Linked DNA regions of Homo sapiens: region 2 is linked to region 1. Evidence: read pairs that join two places in POLR2A ChIA-PET (ENCODE). Cell type or tissue: MCF 10A. All regions are shown on one strand. Links, peaks and the distances in the headings refer to the core of each region. The heading gives the core; the rest is flanking DNA. Region 1 overlaps FBXO42 (F-box protein 42). Region 2 overlaps FBXO42 (F-box protein 42).

Region 1 (8,847 bases), core at 1,893-5,892:
AAAGTGCTGGGATTACAGGCGTGAGCCACCGCACCCGGCCAATCCCATCAATTTTCTTTTGTTTTGTTTTTAGGGCACTTCCTTACTTTGTGGCAGTACTGGATTCTCCAGGCTCATCTTATATATTTCCTGTCCTCCTAGATTCTGCCGTTTCACCAAGGAGCCCTGGTTTCTTTTATTGGAGAACGGTATTAGAAAGAACTTCTGGGTGCTAGGTATGCTTATTACTTGTAGGCCCTTGCAGTTAACAGAACAAGGTGGTAGATGAGTGTATACTAACACATGTATATATGTGTGTGTGTGTATATTATGCACCAATTGTAAATATTTATATGTAACCATCTGTATCTATTTAAACATGAGTTCATCCTGTCTCCCACTCTAATCCATTATCACAGGATCATTCTATCTTCCTTCCTTGACTATTTGTAAATTCCCACTCCAATAAGAAAATTTGGTCTAGCCATCTGCCAACTATTTACTTAATCGTTCAATGCCAATATACATGTATAGCTAGATTAGTATTGTTAGCCTCTGCTTTTGTGAGAAACAACTTTGTCAAGTAGAGACTAGTGCTTATATGAAGTTTCTTTTGCCTTTAGTTTTATAGATGCCCCTTATTTCCAAAGTTACTTAGGTTACACCTTTTCCTCCACCCAAGGTGGTCTCATATATTTGTAATATAGTTGGATTGTTTTATCATAATCTAGGATCCCCCAGCCTCCTGAGTAAGTGGTTTTTTTTAAAAATTTACATGTATTAAATTTCACTCTTTGATGCTGTGGGTTTTGACAAATGTGGGTTGTGAGCTTTGAGTCTTACCAGTTTTATAGAAAACCTTGGAATTTCTCACAGTGGCACTTGTCAGTATAAGCTGCGTGACTTGGATATGTCTATCATTTTGATTGTTTCAGACTGTCCTGGCTGGGCAAAGTGGGTCACACACGTAATCCCAGCACTTTGGGAGACCAAGGTGGGCGGATCACTTGAGGTCAGGAGTTTGAGACCAGCCTGGCCAACATGGTGAAACCCAGTCTCTACTAAAATACGAAAATTAGCTGGGTGTGGTGGTGTGTGCCTGTAGTCCCAGCTACTTGGGAGGCAGAGGTGAGAGAATCGCTTGAACCTGGAGGCAGAGGTTGCAGTGAGCAGAGATTGCACCATTGCACTCCAGCCTGGGCAACAGAGCGAGACTCCGTCTTAAAAAACAAAACAAAAACTTTCCCATCTTAAAATAAATGAGATTGTGTTTACTTTGCAGTAATTCATCAAGCTCTACTCTTAGGATGGTCACTTTTCTGTGTTACTTGGATTTTAAAATGCTTTAAAGAATTGAATGGTTTGGGCAAAATAGTTTAGGCTCTATCTTTAACTCTGAATCTATTTATCTTTCTAATTTTGAACTCCTTTTAATGTTTTTCTTCTGGGACTTACCACGATTAAAAGTTAGCATTTTTGTTTTGTTTTACTTTTTGGTTTTTCAGCTAGGCTTCTGACAGTATTGCACATTTACATAAAAGTGTAATTATGCCTTTGCTTAAGATTTGTTTTTATTTCAGTTAATTCGTCAGTGAAGAAAAATACATTTTATGCTCTACTCCCAACTAAGATGAACTGTCTTACAGATGGCTTTGTGCTTTTGGTCATAAGCAAGGCCATGTGAAAGTACGGTTCAGTGAAGTCTTTCAACACTGAACACCTCAAGAGTATACTTTGCAACCGTAAGTGAGTCATTAACATCCCTCGTCAGTAAGGTACTTTATGATCTTCATCAAAAAAGTACCGATATTGTTAAGGTGTCTACTAATGTGCCAGATGTACAAAGATAATATGGCTTAGTCTCTGCTCTCAAGTAGTGTACACTCTAATGGGGAAAAAAGGAAGTTAAAATGACATTTAGAAGTGGGTCATAGAGAGAGATGGTGAGAGAGAGATGGTGCTGTGTAAGTGAGCAGGCTTCCTGGTTGACACCTTTTGGGATTAGGAAGATTAAATGGTTCATAGTAAACTGAATGTTTTCAGAGCAGACCTATCTTGTTTAAGGGCCTTTAGCCATTACTTAGATGACATTTATGTAGCTCATCTCCATGTTTTATTAGTTGTTTGTTTAAATTATGTGAGTAATGAAAGGTGTAGTTGATTCTGGCTTACGTGTTTTAGATGACTTATAAATCCTAGAAAAAACATCACCTATCAGAATTAACTCAAGAATAATTTTTTTCTTTTTTTTTTTTTTTTTGAGACAGGGTTTGGTTCTGTTGCCCAGGTTGCAATACAGTGGTGTGATCTTGGCTCACTGCAACCTCTACCTCCTGGGCTCAAGTGATCCTCCCACTTCGGCCTCCTGAGTAGCTGAGACTACAAGTGTGCACCACCACACCCCACTAATTTTTGTATTTTTTGTAGAGATGGAGTTTGACCATGTTGCCCAGGCTGGTCTTGAACTCCTGAACTCAAGTGATCCACTTGCCTTGGCCTCCCAAAGTGCTGGGATTACAGGCATGAACTACTGCACCTGGCCTCAAGAAGAAATTTTAAAACTCGAGTAGTTGTATTAACAATAAAGAGGCTGGGCACGGTGGCTCATGCCTGTAATCCCAGCACTTTGGGAGGCCCAGGCAGATGGATCACCTGAGGTCGGGAGTTCGAGACCAGCCTGACCAACATGGAGAAACCCCGTCTTTGCGAAAAAATACAAAATTAGCCGGGCATGCTGGTGCATGCCTGTAATCCCAGCTACTTGGGAGGCTGAGGCAGGAGAATCGCTTGAACTCAGGAGGTGGAGGTTGCAGTGAGCCGAGATCGTGCCATTGCACTCCAGCCTGGGCAACAAGAGCGAAATTCCATCTCAAAACACACACAGACACACACAGACACACACACACACACACACACACACACACACACAAATTTGGGCACTGAAGTTCCATTTTACCTTTCTACCAAATAAAGCATTTTGCTGAATTTAAAACGTATGGTTCTCCATATGAAATTTTCGGCCAGGTGTGGTGGCTCACGCCTGTAATCCCAGCACTCTAGGAGACCGAGGTGGGCAGATCACCTGAGGTCAGGAGTTTGAGACCACCCTGGCCAGCATGGTGAAACCCTGTCTTTACTAAAAATACAAAAATTAGTTGGGCGTGGTGACGCATGCCTATAATCCCAGCTACTCTGGAGGCTGAGGTAGGAGAATCGCTCGAGTGAGTTCACTGCACTCCAGCCTAGGTGACAAAGCCAGACTCTCTCAAAAACAAAACAACAAAAAAAAGAAAGTATATTGATGGGTAGTTTGTGGAATACTTTATTTTTCCATTTTTAAATTTTTTCTGTTTTATTAAGGGAATCTTAATTGGGTAGCACACTAATGAGTTCACCATTTTTAAAAACTGCAGCTGGTATCTGTTATGAAATTTGGTATGCTTTATAAAATAGCTTCCTGAATTTGTCATAATAGCTCACAGTTTGCTAATAGCAACAATGGTTATGCCAAATTATTCTATTTCTAGGCTTTTTTTTTGGTCAAAACATAGACTGTCAATAATAAGGAGTCTCTAGATTATATGCTTCGTTAATGTAGAATTTAAAATATTAAACTGTGTACTTAAAAACAATTGGGTAAAAAATGTGTTTTTTAGTTTAGTTTTGTTTTGTCTTAAAGGTAATTCTGTTTTGTTGTTGTTGTTTTGGGACAGAGTCTTGCTCTGTTGCCCAAGCTGGAGTGCAGTGGCATGATATTGGCTCACTGCAGCCTCCACCTCTCGGGCTCAAGAGATCCTCCCACCTCAGCCTCCCAAGTAGCTGGGACAACAGGTTTGCACTACCATGCCTGGCTAACTTGTGTATTTTTTATAGAGACAGGGTCTCACTTTGTTGCTTTGGCTGGTCACGAACTCCTGGGCTCAAGCAATCTGCCTGTTTTGGCCTCTCAAAGTGTTGGGTTTACTGGTGTGAGCCACTGCACCCAGCTCTAAAGGTAATTCTGTAAGTGGCAAAGGATATCAGTTTAAGTTACAATAATTTGACAATGTTTAATCCCTTCACCTTCCCCAATTTTATTCTCTGAAATTCTACCTCTTCTTTATTTTTGTTGTTGTTTTTTGATTTTTTGAAACGGAGTCTTGCTGTGTCACCCAGGCTAGAGTGTAGTTGCGCGATCTTGGCTCACTGCAGCATCTAACTCCTGGGCTCAAGCGATGCTCGCACCTCAGACCCCCTGTAGCTGGGACTACAGGTGTGCGCCACCATGGCCAACTAATTTTTGTATTTTTTGTAGAGAAGGGTTTTGTCATGTTGCCCAGGCTGGTCTCAAATTCCTGGACTCAAGTTTTCTGCCTGCTTTGGCTTCCCAAAGTGCTTGGATTACAGGCATGAGTCACCACACTTGGCTTCTACCTAGTCTTTAGAGCTCAGCTGAAATGCTTGTCTGTGAACCTTCCTTATACTAGTTAGAAGCCATCTCTTTCTTTCTTGAACTGTTAAGGCTTCTTGTTTTGTCTCATAGGTCATTTATTATATAATGTTCTGTGTTGGTATTATTAATTTATGTGTCCTTGGCCCTTAGTGGGTCCATCTGTTTGACAGCAAATAGTGACATATCTTCTTTTTGTACCCTGTGTGGGATCTAAGCATAATATATTTTTTCTTTTTGTGTTTTTAATATTTGATAGCAGTCAAGCTTGCAATAAGCACGGTATTTTTACATATAGCAAATGTTTCATTGATATTTGTTGAATGCACGGAGTAAGGTAGAATTTTTTATTTTATCCTTTTTCTACTTTCTATAACTTTTTCATTTGAGTTGATAAAATGATAACCGTGGTATATTCATAAGAAGGCTTATTGTCTTAGATTGAATCACTTTATGATCTTCTTTAAATCTCTCATTCAACAGTATATTTTCAAGAGTAGCATTTAGTACTTAGCCTACATTAGTGCTGCTGAAGTGGTTCACTTTATGAGTTCATAATGACATCTGTTCAGGGTTGCTGCTTTGTCCCTAAAGCCTCAGAAGCCCTCATGCTGTGGGATGACTGTGGGTTCCTCCATTCAGTCCAGTCCCTTCTTCTTTTTATTTTTCTCTGCTCCTCCTTCTTGTCCCTTATTCTTTTTTTTTTTTTTTTTTTTTTTTGAGACAGAGTCTTGCTTTGTCACCTCACCCACCTTGGAGTGCAGTGGTACGATCTCGGCTCACTGCAATCTCCGCCTCCTGGGTTCAAGGGATTCTCCTGCCTCAGCCTCCTAAGTAGCTGGGATTACAGGTGCACACCACCACGCCTGGCTAATTTTTGTTTTTAGTAGGGGTCTCACCATATTGGCCAGGCTGGTCTCGAACTCCTGACCTCAAAAGATCCGCGCACCTCAGCCTCCCAAAGTGCTGGGATTACAGGCGTGAGCCACTGCGCCCGGCCCTGTCCCTTATTCTTTAGTTAGGTCTCAGTCCTTTATTTTATTATCTATCGGTAAGAAGTTCCCTTAATTACTTTTTTTGTTTGTTTGTTTGTTTTTGAGACGGAGTCTCGCACTGTCACCTGGGCTGGAGTACAGTGGCACGATCTTGGCTTACTGCAACCTCTGCCTCCCAGGTTCAAGCGATTCTCTGGCCTCAGCCTCCCGAGTAGCTGGGATTACAGGTGCCCACCACCACGCCCAGCTAATTTTTTGTATTTTTAGTAGAGATGGGGTTTCACCATGTTGGCCAGGCTGGTCTCAAACTCCTGACCTTGTGATTCCTCCGCCTTGGCCTCCCAAAGTGCTGGGATTACAGGCGTGAGCCACTGTGCCTGGCCAATTACATTTTTTAACCTTTTGAATTTGTGACAAATACGTTTGATTGCATTTTAAATGTTCAGCTTCCTTTTAGGTAAATGAAGTGTATTCCAACTTTAATAAAGATGTGTTTACCACAAGAGGATTGTCAGATGTCTAGTTGAATAGAAACCAAAGGCAAAAAACTAATCAAATATTGCCCTCAAATCTGGCAATGGCTTTTAAATGCATAGCAGTTTCATTCCCATGTTGAAATTCTTTTGAGTTGATTCTTTCTAGGTTACGGATTTTCTCCAATGAATTCAGAGTAGTTTCTTGATATCTACTATCTTTACAAAATCTTCCTGAAGTAAGTGGGGAACTTTCATTACTTAGGGAGGTTTTTGTTTCTTACTCTGTGTGACTTATGCTAGGTTTCACAGCATTAAAGCTAGAAACAGTGGCCACATCTTCCAGTCTCAAAATCTTAACCTTAATTTATACCTCAGAAGGGTAAGGCATTCAGACTTTAGAAACTGATTTGTGTTTAGTTATATGTAGCATAGTTTTTTTTTTAGTTTTTAAAATTTTTTTTGTATTTTGAGACAGAGTCTCGCTCTGTTGCCCAGGCTGGAGTACAGTGGTGCGATCTCAGCTCACTGCAACCTCCGCCTCCCAGGTTCAAGCAATTCTCCTGCCTCAGCCTCCTGAGTAGCTGGGATTACAGGCATGCGCCTGCACGCCCAGCTAATTTTTGTATTTTTAGTAGAGACGGGGTTTCCCCATGTTGGTCAGGCTGGTCTTGAACTCCTGACCTCATGATCCACCCACCTCAGCCTCCCAAAGTGCTGGGATTACAGGTGTGAGCCATCACGCCTGGCCTAGTATAGTAGTTTTTCGGAAGAAAAAGATACTACTGGGCCAAATAAATAGTTTCCTCTCTGGCAGCAGACTCTCAGGCCAGTATATATACCTTAAAAGGTACAAAATTCCATAAACCAGAGATTTGTATTAATTCTGACCAATAAAATATTTTGACAACATCTAGTAACATATAAAGGTAGGATCTACCATTTTCTGGATATACTAATGATGTAATTTTTTTTACATGTCCCAGGTAGCTGGGATTACAGGCGCCTGCCACCACGCCTGACTAATTTTTGGTGTTTTTAGTAGAGACAGGGTTTCGCCATGTTGGCTAGGCTGGTCTTGAGCTCCCGTCCTCAGGTGATCCACCCACCTCGGACTCCCAAATTGCTGGGATTACAGGCGTGAGCCACCACGCCTGGCCTAATGATGTAATTTCTATTATAAAATAACTACTGGGCACAGTGACTTATACCTGTATTCCCAGCACTTTGGAACATTGGGACAGGAGGATCACTTGAGCCTAGGAGTTCAAGGCTGCAGTGAACTATAATTGTGCCACTGCACTCTAGCCTGGGCGACAGAGCAGAACCCTATCTTTAAAAAAAAAAAAAAAACCCTTGCGAGCTCAGCACAAAGGTGTTCTGAGTAGACATGTCAATAAACCTTACACTCATTTGAATGCCTAGTACTAAGAAGACAAAGATGCCTAGGCCAATGGTCCTGCCTCCAGGGAGTTCAGATTCCAGTACATTCATTCAGTCACGTTGGGGAAGCTGAGAAGGTGTAACACAAATGTGAAGGGTGAGAAGGACTTCTTTTAAACAGTTTCATGAAAATTACATTCATTGAGTTAGTATGCTTACGTGTGAAAAGTTTGTAGGGCTTCTTTTGGCATGAAAACAAGAAAAACTCAGAGTTTCAAAATGCCTCTATATCCTTGGGGGAATATGAGTGATGATTTTATTACCTAATCATGGAAGTGAAAAAGAAGGGCTATGCAAATTGGTGTTGGGCATGTAATTACAGAGGAATTGCATCTGAGCTCACCCATGTGTGTTCTCCTTGGCATCTGTGGCTAGGGCCAAGTTAGCAAACATGCCCTCAAAGGTATGGGGTTTGATGTTTTTGTGGAGGGTGTAACAGTTGAATGGTGGAAATTGCTTGACATTGGCTATTACAGCAGTATGAGTCTCTTTATGTTGGCTTGCTATTGTATTTTAAGACAATTTGGAAAGAGAATGAGTTGTTTTATTGAATCAAATTTATTCTGATTGGGAAAAATAGTAATGTAAATAAACTTTTGCAGCCTCCATTGATTCATTTTGTTCTGCAACAGACCTTAGGCTTATAGTCTGTCAAAATGTTGTGCAAGGGAGCAACTATTTAATTTAAATGTCAACCATGCAGCCAAAGTCAAGGAATCCATTTCTTTGGGCTCTTTTCCTTGGTGAATTTAGAGCTGAGTGGAGGTTAAAAATATAAGAAAGTTAGGCTGGGCACGGTGGATTACTTGAGGTCGGGAGTTTGAGACCAGCCTGGCTAACATGGTGAAACCCTGTTTCTACCAAAAATACAAAAATTTGATCATGCCACTGCACTCCAGTCTGGGGCACAGAGCGAGACTCCCATCTCAAAAAAAAAAAAAATTAGCTGGGCATAGTGATGTGCGCCAGCTACTTGGGAGGCTGAGGTGGGAGAATCACTTGAACCTGGGAGGCAGAGGTTGCAGTGAGCTCAGATCGTGCCACTTCACTCCAGCCTGGGTGACAGAGTGAGACCCTATCTCAAAAAAATAATAAAACAAAAAATATATATGAAAGTTAATAAATCAGTGAAGTTAGCCAGTAGGAAATGATAATATATAAGGGAACAAGTAAGAGGGACTATGGGAAGTGATATTTTTTCCAGTAATAAAAGGCATGGTTTGATTTTTTTTTTTTTTTTTTTGACATGGAGTTTGCTCTTGTTGCCCAGGCTAGAGTGCGGTGGCATGATCTCGGCTTACTGCAACTTCCACCTCTCCAGTTCAAGTGATTCTCCTGCCTCAGCCTCCCGAGTAGCTGGGATTACAGGCATGTGCCACCACGCCCAGCTAGTTTTTTGTATTTTTAGTAGAGACGGGGTTTCACCATGTTAGCCAGGCTGGTCTTGAACTCCTGACCTCAGGTGATCTGCCTGCCTTGGCCTTCCAGAGTGCTGGGATTACACGCGTGAGCCACCATGCTCGGCGAC
Region 2 (8,847 bases), core at 1,772-5,771, 50 kb after region 1:
ATGCCTGTAATCCCAGCACTTTGGGAGGCCGACCCAGGCAGATCACCTGAGGTCGGGAGTTCGAGACCAGCCTGACCAACATGGAGAAACCCCGTGTACTAAAAATACAAAATTAGCCAGGCATGGTGGCACATGCCTGTAGTCCCAGCTGCTCGGGAGGCTGAGGCAGGAGAATCGGTTGAACCCAGAAGGCGGAGGTTGTGGTGAGCCAAGATTGCGCCATTACATTCCAGCCTCCAGCCTCGGCAACAAGAGCGAAACTCCGTCTCAAAAAAAAAGAAAAAAAGAGAAATAACTGTCTAGAAATAACTGTCCAGAATATTACTGTTTCTTTTACAGTGTAAATGATACCTTAAAAAGGTTACATATGGGGCTGTCAGTCCCGTTAATGAAGCTTACTGTCATGTGTCTAGTGGAAAAGCTTAATCTTAGGTTATCTTCCCTGAGCCTGTGGTAATATCACCAGGAAATGTCTAAACAAGGGAGTCTGGGACTGATACCTGGTACCAGGTATAACTAAAGCAGCTGACAGTAGAGTCTATTCTAACAAAAAACAAAACAAAATAAAAATAAAAAAGACAGTAGTCTATTCTGGGAAAAGATTTCCCAGTCCATCCTTTGGCTCAGGTCCCAAACGTCGGTGCTAACATTGAAACAGCTGGATGTGGTTTTTTTTGTTTTGTTTTTTGTTTTTTTTTTTGAGATGGAGTTTCGCTCTTGTTGCCCAGGCTGGAGTGCAATGGCGTGATCTCCGGCTCACTGCAACCTCCGCCTCCCGGGTTCAAGCGATTCTCCTGCCTCAGCCTCCCGAGTAGCTGGGATTACAGGCATGTGCCACCATACCCAGCTAATTTTGTATTTTTAGTTGAGATGGAGTTTCTCCATGTTGGTCAGGGTGGTCTCAAACTCCCAGCCTCAGGTGATCCGCCCGCCTCGGCCTCCCAAAGTGCTGGGATTACAGGCATGAGCCACCACGCCTGGCCTGGATGTGGATTTTTAAAAATTATTTATTTTTTGATACAGGGTGTCACTCCATCACCCAGGCTGGAGTACAGTGGCACGAACATGGTTTACTGCAGCCTCGACCTCTTGGGCTCAAGTGATCCTCCTGCCTCAGCCTCCCTAGTAGCTGGGACTATAGACATATGCCACCAAGCCCAGCTAATTTTTTAAATTTTTTGTTGAGACAGGGTCTTGCCCTGTTGCCCAGGCTGGTCTCAAACTTCTAGGCTCAAGTGATCCTCCTGCCTCATCCTCCGAAAGTGCTGGGATTACAGGCCTGAGCCACCACGCCCAGCCTGGATGTGGAATTTTTTAATTTTTTTTTTTTTTTTGAGACAGAATCTCGCTCTGTCACCCGGCCTGGAGTGCAGTGGCGAATTTCGGCTCATTGCAACCTCCGCCTCCTGGATTCAAGCAATTCTTCTGCCTCAGCCTCCTGAGTAGCTGGGATTACAGGTGCATACCACCACGCCCGGCTAGTTTTTGTATTTTTAGTAGAGATAGGGTTTCACCGTGTTGGCCAGGCTGGTCTCAAACTTCTGAGCTCAAGTGATCCGCTTGCCTCGGCCCCCCAAAATGCTGGGATTACAAGCATTAGCCACCATGCCCAGCCTGGATATGGAATTTTTAAAAATAATATATTAGTAGTGGGGGCAGGGAGGAGAAAAAAAGAAAAAAAAAGAATGATGTATTAATGTGCTTGTCACTATTCGATTCTGCTTTTTAATATTGTTTTGCACTAAGCACTTTATACATTTTTAAAATTATAATATGCAAATGTGTTAGGAGAATGCCAAATCTTGTGGCAATGGGGAAGAAGTGGATGATGATTAACTGCTGAATATCAGACAGTATAACAAGAGGACACACGTGCCTTTCAAATATACTCCTAGCTTCTATTCTGTCTTAAAAACGAGTGATTGATCTCATTGTTTTAGTATTTTGTTTGTGAATGAGACAATCCAGTTCTACTCACAGATCTTTCCTTGATTACCAAATGTATTTATTACCAAAATGTATTAATATCTGTCCTTAGCTATTTCTCCTCCATGTTGAAAATCCTGCCTCCTTTAACTTGTAGTCATTGGGTCAAACTCATGAGACTTTTCTATTCTTTCTTAAAACCATCTAAAATAAAACCTTCTTATTTTAGTAGTGTCAGTGAAAATAAGCAGTGACATTTCTTAGAATTCTCAGCTTTCAAATCTACATGCTGTGATCCTGTCTGCCTACCATCTGGACAGTTTTTGTTTACTCTTGGGTTCCCCCATGGAGTAAAAGTCTCAAATCATCTAGCATTGTTTCTCTTATTCTCAGGTATCCATGTAATCTCCTAACAGTACTTCATGTTTTATTACCACAATAAATTTCATTTCATATGATGCCTTATCCTTGTATATCTCCAATGCTATATAGATTAACTTTATGTCCTAAATGTAGTTATAAGAGGCTAATTCTAAATGGGAGAGGAACGCAAGATACTATCCCTGAGTCATTTCTAACTTCTGCTTCCCAGGAATGACCCTCTTGGTTTCAAGGACACTTGGTAGTGCCATGGACCAATTCATGGCTCGTGCTCAATGTTTGGCTGTTTAGTTTCTATGTAATTAGGATCAGGCCAGTTTCTCAAGTTCTCCAGTTTTCTTTTCTTTTCTTTTCTTTTTTTTTTTTTTTTTGAGACAGAGTGTCGGTCTGTCGCCCGGGCTGGTGTGCAGTGGTGTGATCTCGGCTTACTGCAAGCTCTGCCTCCTGGGTTCACGCCATTCTCCTGCCTCAGCCTCCCGAATAGCTGGGACTACAGGTGCATGCCACCATGCCCGGCTAATTTTTTGTATTTTTAGTAGAACGGGGTTTCACCGTGTTAGCCAGGATGGTCTCGATCTCCTGACCTCGTGATCCACCCACCTCGGCCTCCCAAAGTGCTGGGATTACAGGCGTGAGCCACCGCACCCTGCCAAGTTTTCCAGTTTTCATAACTGTGAGGAGATGTGCTGTTCCTAGGTGGGTAAGAGCTGTGATGGGTCGTTTATTGACTTATAAATATCACCTTGAATTCTAGGAGGCTCCTTTGCCCTTTTTTGTTTATTTATTTTGAGACGGGGTCTCACTCTGTTGCCAAGGCTGTTCTTGGCAACAATTCTCCTCCCTCAGCCTCCCGAGTAGCTGGGATTACAAGCACGTACCACCACCACGCCTGGCTAATTTTTTTAGTAGAGACGGGGTTTTGCCATGTTGGCCAGGCTGGTCTCCAACTCCTGACCTTAGGTGATTCACCCACCTCAGCGTCCTAAAGCGCTGGGATTACAGGCATGAGCAACCACTCCTGGCCTCCTTTGTCCTTTTAAAACTCAGAAGCTATTTCTCATTCCCCCTTGAGGAGATGAACTCTTGAACTATGGCTTTTTATTTTTATTCTTCCTTTTCTGTTTTTGGGTAAGAGACAGGGTCTAGCTTTTTGTCCCTGAGTGGAATACAGTGGCATCATCATAGCTCACTGCAGCCTCAAATTCCTGGGCTCAAGCGATCCTCCTGCTTCAGCCTCCCAAGTAGCAAGGACTACAGGCATGAACCACTATGCCCAGCTATTTTATTTTATTATTTGTAGAGACAGCGTCTCACTGTAATGCCCAGACTGGTCTTGCACTCCTAGCCTCAAGTGATCCCCCTGCCTTGGCCTCTCGAAGTACCGAGATTACAGACATGAGCCATCGCACCTGATGTACTATGCATTAATTGATTCTACTTTTCAAATAAATTGTGCCCCTGATAATTTCCTCTTTTCTGTAGTTCTCTCTAGAAGTGATGATGGGTTGTGGGTTTTATATTTGATTTGTTGGCTTTTATGTTGTGTCCCTTTTTTGTCTTCTCTCCCATTTTAGTAAGCTTTCTGAAATCCCACTGCTGAATCTCAGAATGTTTCTTGCTATTGAATTTACATATGTGAGTTACAGGGTAGTTGCATTTTATGTGATGAATGGGTTCTTAAAGACCTCATATAATGAATTTTAATTCTAATAATGGATTGCTGATATTTCTGCTTACTGGCTAAAGTAGTTGGTGGTACCATGTGACACCAGTATGAACATGGTTTACAGTTTACTGCCAGCTTTTACATTAGCGATTCTTTTTTTAAAAACAATATTATTCTATTAAGACATAATTTGATAGCTGGGCATGGTGGCTCACGCCTGTAATCCCAGCACTGTGGGAGGCTGAGGCGGGCAGATTACGAGATCAGGAGATCGAGAGAATCCTGGCCAACGTGATGAAACCCTGTCTCTACTGAAATACAAAAAATTAGCTGGGCATGGTGGTGGGTGCCTGTAGTCCCAGCTACTTGCGAGGCTGAGGCAGGAGAATCGTTTGAACCCAGGAGGCGGAGGTTGCAGTGAGCCAAGTTCACGCCACTGCACTCTAGCCTGGCAACAGAGCAAGACTTCGTCTCAAAAAAAAAAAAAAAAAAAAAACGGGGGCATAATTTGTATGGGGGGGGGATATACATTACTTATAGTTAAATGAGCAAATCTTAAGTGCACAACTCAGAGATTTTGTTTTTTACATATGTATACAGTCATGTGATCATTACCTAGATCAAGATACGAAAACTTTCTTCACCTCAAAAAAGCCCCCTCATGCCCCTTTCCTGTCTGTACAACCCCCATAGAGGTCAGCTCCTATTCTGACTTCTAACACTGTGGCTTTGTTCTGTTCTTTTTTTCTTTTCTTTTCTTTTTTTTTTGTGTTTTTTGAGACAAAGTTTCATTCTGTCACCCAGGCAGCAGTGCAATGGCATGATTATCATAGCTCACCGCAGCTCCAGCTCTTGGGCTCAAGCAATCCTCCTGCCTCAGCCTCCCAAGTAGCTGGGATTGCAGATGCACACCACCATGCCTGACTAATTTAGTTTTTGTAGAGATGGGGTACTGCTATGTCTCCCAGCCTGGTCTTGAATGCCTGGTCTCAAACAATCCTCCTGCCTCAGATTCCCAAAGTATAGTTCTGTGTTCTTGAACTTCGTGTAAATGGACGTCTGTGATAGGTAGTATTTTATGTCTGGCTTCTTTCTTTGAACACGTTTTTGAGATTCATCTATGTGGTTGCATCTGTCAGTAGTTTATTCCCTTCCATTACCATGAGTGCTTCTTAATATGAATATCCCACTTTTTTTCTTGTTTGAGACAGAGTCTCGTTCTGTTGCCTAGGCTGGAGTGTGCAGTGGCACAATCTTGGCTCACTGCAGCCTCTACCTCTTGGGCTCAAGTGATCCTCCCACCTCAGCCTCCCAAGTAGCTGGGACTACAGATGTGCATCACCACACCCGGTTAATTTTTGTATTTTTGTTGAGACAGGGTTTCATCATGTTGCCCAGGCTGGTCTTGAACTCCTAGGCTCAAGAGATCTGCCCACCTCAGCCTCCAAAGTGCTACGATTACAGGCATAAGCCACCATGCCCGGCCCTCATTTTTTTTTTTTTTAAGTTGTTCTCCTGTTGATGGATACTTGGGCTGTTTCTACTTTGAATATAGCTGCCATCAACATTGTTTGTACTTTTCAGTGGATATATGCACTCATTTCCTACTTGTCAACTTTAAGAGATATTTTAGACATAGCAAGCATCCCAGAGAGCTCTCCATTTCCTTAGTCCTGCTCCATCTGAAAGATCTGATGATATAACTAAGTATTACAGAAGTTTGGGGAGGAAAGACCACTTGGCTAATAATAAAAGATACTAATTATTAGGGGCTAATGACCTAAAGTAATGTGAGGAAGATATTGTAGGAGGGAAGGAGGCTCGTTAGTAATACCATAAAAATGATGGGTTTTGTGCCAGGAGGCATACTTTTTCATTTGAGCCCTGTCACTTGCTGGTTACCGGTTGTTTAACCCCAGTTGCCTTACCTTTAGGGTAGAGATGGTAATACCTACCTTTCATAGTTTTTGTTCATATTACATACAATACAGTACTCAGTTGGAGAGGGTTTCTGGGAACTGATGATGAAGTTGACATCTTTATATATACGGAGATACTAGCTAAGGAGTAAGTTGTCAGGGTTCTTTGGTTGAGAGGTCAGGCAAACTGGCTTTGTCTCTAGGGAATCTGAAAGAAACAAAAAGAATCGAGACAAGAACTTTACATCCATTCAACAGGATTATTTTTGCAGTTGCCTGTTCTGGGGACCCTGGTTGATACTTTCATGAAAATGAAATATTCCTAAGAATTCATCAAATGCTAGCCATTGTTCGTGTAAAGGCTAGAAGTTATAACATCAGGAAAAGCTATGGATTTTTATGTACACAAATTTCGATGACTAACATGTCCTTTTACCCAAAGTATCCTACTTGCTGCCACCTTGGGTCTCAGGGATAGGAAAGGTAGTTAGGGATCAAAGTGTGGCTGACAAGATCCTGCATAATCTTCCCTTCTCTCCACCTCTACCTTTGTGCATACTCTTGTTCCTTCAGCCAAGCCTTTACCTATTAGAGAGTTGCAGTGACCCACCGGGCACGGTGGCTCACGCCTGTAATCCCAGCACTTTGGGAGGCCAAGGCGGGTGGATCACTTGAGGTCAGGAGTTCGAAACCAGCCTGACTAACATGGTGAAACCCGGTCTCTACTTAAAATACAAAATTAGCTGGGCGTGGTGGTGCATGCCTGTAATCCCAGCTACTCGGGAGGCTGAGGCAGAAGAATCGCTTGAACCCGGGAGGCGGGAGTTGCGGTGAGCCAAGATCGTGCCATTGCACTCCAGCCTGGGTAACAAGAGCGAAACTCTGTCTCAAAAAAAAGAGAGTTGCAGTGAGCCTTATAGTTTGCGTCTCTGTGGACATCTGGCCAGACTTCATGCTGTTAGACATTAATCATTTCAGTCTACAGAGGACTTTTTTTTTTTTTTTTTTTTTGGGACGGAGTCTTGCTCTGTCCCCCAGGCTGGAGTGCAGTGGCACAATCTTGGCTCACTGCAACCTCCGCCTCCCAGATTCATGCAATTCTCCTGCCTTAGCCTCTCGAGTAGCTGGGACTATGGGCATGCACCACCACGCCCAGCTATTTTTGTATTGTTTTCTTTTTTTTTTTTTTGGTAGAAACGGGGTTTCACCATGTTGGCTAGGCTGGTCTCGAACTCCTGACCTCAGGTGATCCACCCGCCTCAGCCTCCCAGAGGGCTGAGATTACAAGTGTGAGCCACTGCGCCCAGCCTACAGAGGACTATTGAGCATCCAATGACTATGCTAGGTATGCAGGTATAGTACTAAGTAACAGGAGTTCCTAATCCTAAGAGGTTCTCCATCTAGCAGAAGAAAACCAAACACTTATGTGGTAAATGAAGAGGGCTATGGATAGCCATTGAAAAAAGGCTGTGGATGGAGGTAAGAGAGTTTGGCATGTTCATGGACTTACAAATAGGTTGGGTGTTCCTGAGCCAGGATATGTGAGGGGAGAGTGGTACAAGTGGGTATTAGAAAGGTAGTTAGGGGCCAGGTGCGGTGGCTCATGCATGTAATCCCAGCACTTTGGGAAGCTGAGGTGGGCAGATCATCTGAGTTCAGGAGTTCGAGACCAGCCTGGCCAACATGGTGAAACCCCATCTCTACTTAAAATACAAAAATTAGCCAGGTGTGGTGGCAGGCGCCTGTAATCCCAGCTACTTGGGAGGCTGAGGCAGGAGAGTGGCTTGAACCTAGGAGGCGAAGGTTGCAGTGAGCTGAGATCATGCCACTGCACTCCAGCCTGGGCAACAGAGTTAGATGCCAACACACACACACACACACACACACACACACACACACACACACACCAACACACACACGCACACAGTAGTTAGGGATCAAAGTATGGCCAAACAAGGTCCTGCACAGTCATCCTGTCCCCTCATCTCTCTGACCTCATTGCCTGCTGCATTCCTGTCCCTCACTGTATTTTAGCCTCACACCTGGGCCTCTGCTCTTGCTATTTCTGCCTGGAACACTCTTCCTGCATGTCCTTGTGACTCTCTCCTTTACCTGCTTCACAGGTCTTTATTCATATGTCTCCCTCTGTGAGGCATTCCCTAACTACAGTTTGAAAGGACAACTTCCCTGACTCCTTTTCCTCTTGTTTTGTTTTTTTTTTCCCCCCTTGGCACTTATCACCATATGTCACACTGTCTTTCTTCCCCTCAGCAAGCTATACGCTTCCTGGGGCTGAGGGCTTTTTGTCTGTTTTAGTCACTGCTGACTCTAGTACCTGGCACATAGTAGTTGCTCAAAGAATGGAATTTTATATGTGTGTGTGTGTGTGTGTGTGTGTGTGTGTGTGTGTGTGTATCTCATGGTAAGTAAGGGATTTGGAATTTATCTTTTCTTCTTTCTTTTCTTTTCTTTTTTTTTTTTTTTTTTTTTTGAGAGACAGAGTCTCTCTGTATTGCTCAGGCTGGTCTTGAATTCCTGGCCTCAAGTAATCTTCCCACCTCAGCCTCACAAAGTGCTGGGATTACAGGCGTGAGCCACTGCACCTGGCCTGGCCTTTATCTTGAAGGCTCTGGTGAATAAGTGAAGGATGATGAAAAGAAAGGGACATGATTATATTTATGAATTCATCCCCAATCTTCCCTTGGGAATTATTTTCTGGACAAATCCTAAGTACTTCAGCGTCCAGTTGTTAGGCCTAATTAAATTGTTTTCTCCATTTACTGCTGCCTAACTCCATCTAGCAGAGACACTGGAAGTGATGGGGCTTGCCATGGTTTGAATGTTTGTTCCCTCTGAAACATGTGTTGAAAGTTAATCCCCAGTGTAGCAGTATTGAGAGGTGGGGTCTTTAAGAGGTGTTTGGGTCATGACAGCAGAATGGATTAATTCGTTCCT

The links. Peaks named below come from ENCODE experiments on the same cell type or tissue, not always from the same donor. Only the 100,000 strongest peaks of a DNase experiment are listed, where the experiment ranks them.
Region 2: POLR2A ChIA-PET joins it to region 1 with 5 read pairs; 8 of 35 experiments call an interaction of 5 or more read pairs at or near these places.

What each region holds. Positions count from the first base shown.
Region 1 is chr1:16,320,076-16,328,922 of GRCh38, reverse strand. The region is part of intron 1 of FBXO42 (F-box protein 42); the gene reads left to right. Among named protein-coding and RNA genes, the nearest start is that of FBXO42, 28 kb to the left of the region's middle. In MCF 10A, for the core only: no CTCF peak of the experiment used is centred there; a DNase peak (open chromatin) is centred at 4,352.
Region 2 is chr1:16,270,211-16,279,057 of GRCh38, reverse strand. The region is part of intron 4 of FBXO42 (F-box protein 42); the gene reads left to right. Among named protein-coding and RNA genes, the nearest start is that of CPLANE2, 37 kb to the right of the region's middle. In MCF 10A, for the core only: no CTCF peak of the experiment used is centred there; no DNase peak of the experiment used is centred there.